Linked DNA regions of Mus musculus: all the other regions are linked to region 1. The links are chromatin loops, found by intact Hi-C in ENCODE. Cell type or tissue: left cerebral cortex. All regions are shown on one strand.

What was found. Peaks named below come from ENCODE experiments on the same cell type or tissue, not always from the same donor. Only the 100,000 strongest peaks of a DNase experiment are listed, where the experiment ranks them.
Region 2: a loop joins it to region 1, with 2.3 times the contacts of the local background. A loop is called at or near these places in 2 of 42 quality-filtered maps.
Region 3: it touches region 1 in a loop (2.8-fold over the local background); 2 of 42 quality-filtered maps call a loop at or near these places.

What each region holds. Positions count from the first base shown.
Region 1 is chr5:118,878,768-118,881,267 of GRCm38, reverse strand. No RefSeq gene overlaps it. Among named protein-coding and RNA genes, the nearest start is that of Gm42015, 37 kb to the right of the region's middle. In left cerebral cortex, a CTCF peak has its summit at 1,352 (motif pointing left); a DNase peak (open chromatin) is centred at 1,343.
Region 2 is chr5:119,829,826-119,832,325 of GRCm38, reverse strand. It overlaps Gm5563 (predicted gene 5563), which reads left to right and starts at 340. Exons shown (of 3, transcript NR_169213.1): 1 at 340-587. It also overlaps a transcript of Tbx5 not described here. In left cerebral cortex, no CTCF peak of the experiment used is centred here; a DNase peak (open chromatin) is centred at 1,134.
Region 3 is chr5:119,801,663-119,804,162 of GRCm38, reverse strand. It overlaps a transcript of Tbx5 not described here. Among named protein-coding and RNA genes, the nearest start is that of Gm42017, 16 kb to the right of the region's middle. In left cerebral cortex, no CTCF peak of the experiment used is centred here; DNase peaks (open chromatin) are centred at 107 and 1,186.

The sequences.
Region 1 (2,500 bases):
CCCAGTGAGTCTCCCACACAGCCTTCGAGACAGGGCCAGTTCCCCATCAGCCAGGGTGAAAAATGGAACTGTGCATTGAACACACCAACAGAAGAACCCTGACTTGAAGCTTGCTCTCTCCCCAGCGTTAACGGCTTTAGCTTCGTTTGAAGCTATTTGACTGGGGGCCACCCCGACACTCAGTGTCCTTGTCTAGAAGTAGAATCCTAATGGGCCTGCTAGCAATGGCTCTGGGTTGACAGGGATTCATTTTATGAATGAAGTCTTAGATTAGACTAGATAAGAATGGTGGAAACGCTAAAACAGAGTTTTCTATCCGGTTTAAACACACACACACACACACACACACACACACACACACACACACATCTCAGCTCTCGTTCGAGATGACCCCTGAGCTCTCCTGGTTTCTGCTAATGTTCCCGATAGCCATTCACTTCCTGGTTGTTTGCCTCCTCGGCTCTGATTGGCCAGATTCCAGTTCACTTGGGAGCTGTGTTATGAAGACCTTGAAGGCTCCAGGAAAAGGAAAAATTCCCTCTTCTCATTCTTCTCTCCATGAGCTCTTCAGCCAAACCCACCCTTACCCTTTAAGACGCAGACGGGTTCAACCTCGGATGCCGTCGCATCCATTCTAGACCTATCCTTTGTCCCCAGATCCTGGCATCCAGAGCATGGTGTGGCCTCTCACACTGAGAGGTGGGGCCTGCAACCCAGGTTTTGACTCCGACCACAAGACTCTGCGTTCATTCAGTGTCTCCCCCCCCCCCCCCCACACACACACACACTTCACTCCACTACCACATTCATCTGTCAAGTGCCCTCCCCACCCGACACACAGACACGCAGACTCACGGACAGACACAGCCTTCTCTCCCGTCTCTCCCTCCACCCACGTCTTTTCCCTTGAGCTAGATCTGGGGGCGGGGTGAGAAGAAAGCCAAATGTCTTCCAACCACAGAGTAGTGACAGTGTTGTCCTTACAACACCAACCAAAGATCTAATTTTTTTTCCTTTCCTGAATGCCTAAAAGGAGTTGGAAAACCCGAGGGCACCATTGCCTTGTTTTCTGCTCAATGGAGTCTGGCCAGAATCCACCCACAGCTAAACAAAGCATCCTTTCTTGTCCCACTGAAGTTCTCAAAATCTGGCCAGCCTGACACCCACCCAGAACAGCCCCTTGACCTGACTCCTGCCTTCGTCCTCCATGCCTTTTGATGGCATTGTTCAATATTCAAAATCAGACCCAAAGTGCCTGTCCACACCCTAGTCTGAAAGACCAAGAACAGAATTTTAAAATAATAATAATAAATAAATAAAATCTGTGGCCTAACCAGTGGTTGGAGCGCCATCTGCTGGCCATTTTATAAGCAGCGCCTCCCTCACCAGCCCACATGGCTCTAAGTTCCCGTATTTCAAAGTCTTTTCGGAGTTTAACTCCGAGAGAGTATAGCTTCAGGCGTGGGAACTTGTGCTTTTAAGTACGTTAATATCCCATTATTCTATTATGGGAATACGCATTTAGGAATAAAGGCTCTTTTTAAAAAATCTTTTATTCCTTTTCTTTTAAAGCTATTTAAAGTCTCCATCAAACATCTGGGAGGGATGATCTCAGCTTACAACGGCTTTTATTACTGTCACACTTGTTCCTACTACCGTGATAATGATTGTGGCATTGTATTAATCAATAAATCATAACGAACTCGCTTTTTACACACTCTTAACACAGACCCCCAGACCAGTGTGTGCCCGGGTTTGCAGGAAAATTTATGATTCTGGGTGGGAGGGAGAAGGAGACTATAACACAACAAAGACCAAAATAAATAAATAAAGAGGGAGGATTGCTTTTAGAAAAAAAAAAGGAGGAAGCTTTTTTCTAAAAGAGACTCTCGGCTTGGGAAGGCAGATTTGGGACTGAGTTAATAAATGCCTCTCCTATCTGCTTAGTCAAAGGAGCTTACGTCCCTTTAGCTGGGATTTTTTTTTTAACCTCATTAAAAATCAAAGGGAAAGCATGGGAATTTTCCTCTGTAAATATTTTGCCTGTCCTCTGAGGAGAGAAAACAGAAAATCACCTGTCTCAGTCGGTGCCTTCTTTCGAATTCACTTTGGCCAAATACCTTAGGCAGTCAGGGTGATGGAGAAGAATTGGGGAAGGGGGGGGGGGCTTATGCCTGTCAGCAAGTGTGTCCACCAAGTGTGGGTTTGGGTAGCCATAGGGAGCACGTGGCATCTACCCCTTTCGAGTCTGCAGCTGCCACAGCACAGCACATCCTGAGGAAGGGCTGGCTGAGTCACACGAACCCTGTGGATTCTAGAAGCCCCTTTCCCTGGGCTTCTCTAGGACCCACCCATCACTCTGAGCTCTCCATTGGTCCACCATGGGGGATTTGGTCCACATTCGTCGGGTGTTCTCAGCTTCTTCATCAGATTCCTTCCTCTCTAGTTCTTGAGCTAAAACCCCGTTTATAAGAAAGTCAGGAGCCTGGGAAACATCTCG
Region 2 (2,500 bases), 950 kb before region 1:
TTTCCTAAGGTTCGTTGCAAAAGGTAAAGGCTTCTTACTTACACAGTTTTATTTTTCTGTCGAGGAGGCCCTTTTAGCTGGTTACATTTGGGGTGCCATATCTCATGCCCAGTGCTGAAATAAGTACTGGTTGCTATCTTAGTGGATATTAGATATCTTAGATGTCTGCCAAGGTTCCTTGTAGAGAGAAAGGCCATTCGGTCTGCCGCTCCTTCAGTGAGATCCGGGGATGCAATGGGTCCCAGAGTGGCCAGACGGGGGCGGGGTGCGAGTGTGTGGTGGGGCGGGGTGGGAGAAGGGGTAGAGACGGGTGCACTGTGCAGAGGGAATTTTTTTTTCAGCGCCGGATCCTGCAGAGGGGCGAGGCGCTCTATTTTGTTTTGTGGAAATCGGCAATTATTTCTAGTTGGATCAATGGGCATAATTTCTGAGAGGTCGGGTGGGTCTGCGTAAGCTTCTACGCGCATTTGGAAACCCATTGGGTTTTGAGTTACGAAACCGCACAGACTTTCTCCCACCCCAGCGGCTCCGGGCAATAAGCTAGGCCTGCCCTACACGGAGCAAGCGAGCGTCAGGCCTTCCCGAGGGTAAGTTTCTCCTCCCGCCGCCCCCACCCCAACCCCCGCGTTGCGGGCCCCAGGAGAGCCAGACATTCCATCTGAACTTGTCCTGGGGTTTTGCGATCCCTGAAACTTTAGGATTCCCAGAAGCATGACCCGGTTCTGGTCGCAGTCCACCGAGGATTGGAGCGGCAGTGACACGGGCGGCCCTGCAGCGGTAGAGCCAAGGTCAGGCCCCAAGGGACAGCGGGGCAGCAGCCTGCAGCACAGATGCAGGACACCAGCGTGCATCCCTGTTCTCTTCCCCAAGAGTCCAGGCTGCCCGGCCTGGTGCTCCAGCTTTGCTTTCGTTTCCCAGGCGAACGAGCCCCAAATTCACGTTTTCACCCAAGAATGCAATCCAGAATCCTTGTCCCCGTATTCGAGTAGGGTGACCAGGAGAACCGAGGTGGGGGCAGGAAACCCAGACCGAGGGTGCCCCGCGAGTGGGCCGAGTTCCTTTCACTTTCCCCCATTGCTCCGCAATTTCGGGTGCAACTACCTGGGCCAAGCCCAGCTTCAGAGACTGGCCCCGTGCTCTGGAGAAAGCAACCACCACGGGAAGAGACTGCAGCCTCAGCGTCTCCTTGTCCGCTTCACCCTCATCCTCTGTGCGGGAGAGGGCAGCAACATACACGCCTGGCACCTTCCTTCTTTCCAAGAGTTGCGCTTTCCTAACCCTGCTCCCCGCTGGTTTTTCTCATACTTCCTTGCCCCCTTTTGCAAAATTTCCGCCTTGATCTTAAATACCTCGAAAGATAGGAAGACCCGGAATTCTATTAAAACAAAACAAAACGTAATGAGCCATTGCTGTTATTTGTATTATTACTATTGCTATTATTAGTATTCGTATTATTGCTATTCCTTACATTTCCCCCTTTAATTTTAGAGTAAAGCAAAGAGAACACGCGGGAACACAGACTTAGTTCAGTATCCCTCCCCAATGGCCCTGTCCCTGCCTCCTTTGGGTCTCCTCTGGGGTCAGAAAGTAGAGAGGAGAGCACACAGGCCTGGGAAAACTAATAAGAATTCTAATGACAATAGAAATGACGAGAAAACTAAACTTTGGCCAACTTAGATTGCAGAAGGAAGACTCCTTGGGAGGGTGGGAAGGTTTTTTTGTTTTCTTGGTTTTTTTTTTCCTCAGGAGGTCACTTTCCCTCTTGCCCAGTGAAATCTGACTTTATTATGTGGGTTTTTTTTTCCAGGATTTCAGGAAGGTTCTTTCCAATGTTTTATTCAGCTTCCAGCCTCTCAGCTTTGGGCCTTCAGGGAAAGTGTTGACTAGGTTCGCAATTATTCAATATTCAATATACCCTTCTAATATCCCTCTGGTTATGATTATTGCTCTTGACCGAGTGGGTGGACAGGTTGTTTTGTATTTCAAATCAAGGAGATAAGACATGGATATGTTTCTGTAGACAACAAGCTGTTCGAGGAGTCCTCACTCCCTCAAAGTAGCAGTTAGGTGACTGTAGAACTCGGTGGTAAAGGACATGCTGTCCAAATCCCGCCCCCCCCCCCAATTTCGGTGGTCATCAGTCCCAAAGGGTGAGGGTCTGAAGTGAAATGGCATGGAGCCTCCTCGGGCTGCAGGGTCTGCACTGAACCAGGGGAATTTGAATCCTATCTGCAATCCCAAAGTCGATGAAAGTTCTGTGGATGTAGATGTTGCTTCTACACCATCAGTGGCCTCAAAATGTGTGTATGTGGTGACCTTATTGGCAGAGACCTAGGCTAATAACTCTAGGGCTGGGGTCCCCCTTGAACGTAAAGGGACCTATCTGGATCCCCCCATACCCTGACAGAAGGGTGCTAAGGAAACCTGGGAGTGCACTATTCTCTGGGGCTCTGGAAAAGACAAATTTTCTTTGGCAGAAGGAATGGTGTCGCGCTGTCGA
Region 3 (2,500 bases), 920 kb before region 1:
TACCGCGCTTCCCATAGGAAAGCGACGAGACCCATGCGAATCGCTGTGCGCGCGCAAACAAGGATCTGTCCGCAGACAATCACGTGTGAATTATCCACAGCCTGGAAAGTACAAACAGCACGCGCCAGAGGTGATCTGCGTGGGAAAGATCCCGTGCTCGTGCGCCCCAGGCTCCGGGGTTTGCGAGTCCCTCAGTGAGCACGACCTTCGGGGCGAATTGCTTGCAGCATACGCTGAATTCGGTGCGGCGCGCATCTCCCACGCTGCTACCAAACGGGTAGATGCGTTGAAAAGTGCTCTGAGTCTTTTATTCGCTGCCGGTCGCTTACTGAACAAACAAAGCCTCTGTGAGGTTCCCGGGCGGAAGGCATCCCAGTCCCTCCACGCGGAACCGAAAGGGAAGGGTGGAAGAGCGTTGCTTTAAGGTCCCCATCTTCTGCCCCTTCTAGCTTCCTCTTGGTTAAGATCAACACATTGTGGCTGCCACCGCGTCAGCCAGCCGCGCTAAATAGCTTATTCCCACACGATGCACGGCCTTCTTCCTTGTCCGGTCGGCTGTGAGCAGTCTCTCCAAAGTGGTAGGACCCGGCGGGCGTCTCCAAAGTTTAGAGCCTTCAAATACCTCCCCTCGATGGCTTTAACAGACCTGAGGCAGAGCCACCGCCCCCCGTGAAAGAGAAAGTTCGACCGCGGGGAACCTCAAGCTGGGGCACTCCAGTCCGCAGGCTCTGGGGAAGAGAGTGGCCTTACAGAGGCAAAGCAAATCCTGGCTACCGCAGGTCTCTCAGCGCGCACGTGCGCCCAGAATTATAATACAATATAACACGTCGTAATATCGGGTATTATACGCACCGCGTTTACCTTCCTTTAGGATTTGTATGTTGTGTTAGGGTGTGCTTATGTGTTTGTTACGACGTGCTGGGACGATATAGCATTCCCTGGCCCATGTGCCCCGCACCTATGCGCTTAGTCGACCTCAAGTCTAACAACGAAAGAACAAGCAAGCGGCAGTATCCATTTCTTAAGCTGTGCACAGAGATGGGGAGGCTCTTTCCTAAAGTCGCCCAGCAAGAAACATGGGGCATAGCTTGGATTAGAACTCATAGCCTAGAGACTAGCCTACGAATAAAAGGGAGGTGTCCACCCACACAGCCCAGAGGGGAATATATCCCTGTACCACACACCGCAGGCTCTGGAATCGCCTTGCAATATAGATTTATTTTATTACATTCTCACCATCTGGTTGAAGAGAGAGAGAGCCAGCCGGCATTCTACAACTGTCTGGCTGGGAAATCAGCCTGGACCGATCTCCAGCTCTCAGGGAAAAGATTCAACTGGTCTGCCTTCCACTCCTCCTGCCCTCCCCCACAGCTTCTCCTAAAAGTCACCTTCACTGGATAGGAACAGAGAGGTTAAAGCAGTGGTTCTCAACCTTCCTAAGGCTGCGCCCCCTGAATACAGTCCCTCACGTTGTGGTGACCAGCACCCCCTCCATAAAATTATTTTCATTGGTACTTCATAACTGTAATTTTGCTACTGTTATGAATCGTAAATATCTGCGTTTTCCGACAGTCTTAGGTGAACCCTGTGAAAGGGTCATTCGAAACCTCCCCCCACAGGGTTGCGACCCACAGTCTGAGAACCACTGTGTTAAATTGCTTACCCAAAGTCACTCAACAAGCAAAGGGTTCAGATCCAACATTCAGACTCCAGAGCCCCGATCTGATCAGTTAGGAATTCTAAGGTTCCATCCATGTCTGAGCAACAGGTTCTAAATAAGGGACTCATCTTTGGAAAGTTAGGAGCATCCTTGGGGTGCAATAAAGCCCTGTATCTCTTTTCCCAAGGAGAAGGGCTCATACAAATAAATGCAGCTTGTGCCACTTGGACTGTATTCCAGGTTCCCAACTGTAACAGCTACAGAGCCCAGGACTGGGTCCTTCACCTCTCTCCTGACCTCATCCCATCTTTGTATATCTTAAAGGAGGCAGAGGGTGGTACCCTCAGATGCTACCCCAGGACCCTTGTTTAATCAGCTCTTCAGCTGCAGAAGCCAGGGGTCACGGTTGCCCTCAGAGGATGCCCTATGCAAACCACCAGCCTCAAACGTTCCCAGTGGTTTCAGGGAAGATTTGGAACCTTCCCTCCAGCTCTCCCATTTCCAAAAAGAGCTTTACAGCAGAAAACAGGGAGCAGAACCAGTGCTCAGCCCTGTGGGGGGTATTTTCAGCCCTTATCCTGGACGCTTGAAGATTTTCTGTCCATGTATCCAATTTGTGGGGGAACTCCCCAAACAAATGTACTTTGTGTCTGTGTCACAAGTGTACCACAGACCCAAAAGTCCAAGAGAAAAAATAAAAATAATATAAAAAAATATAAAAATAATAACCCGGCCCCAAAGGTTACAAATCGCATCTCTGGAGATAAAAGCATCCAATCCTACCCTCAACTGGGAGGAATGAACAACCCCATCCCCACAGTCCCTTGTTCAGCTATTGCA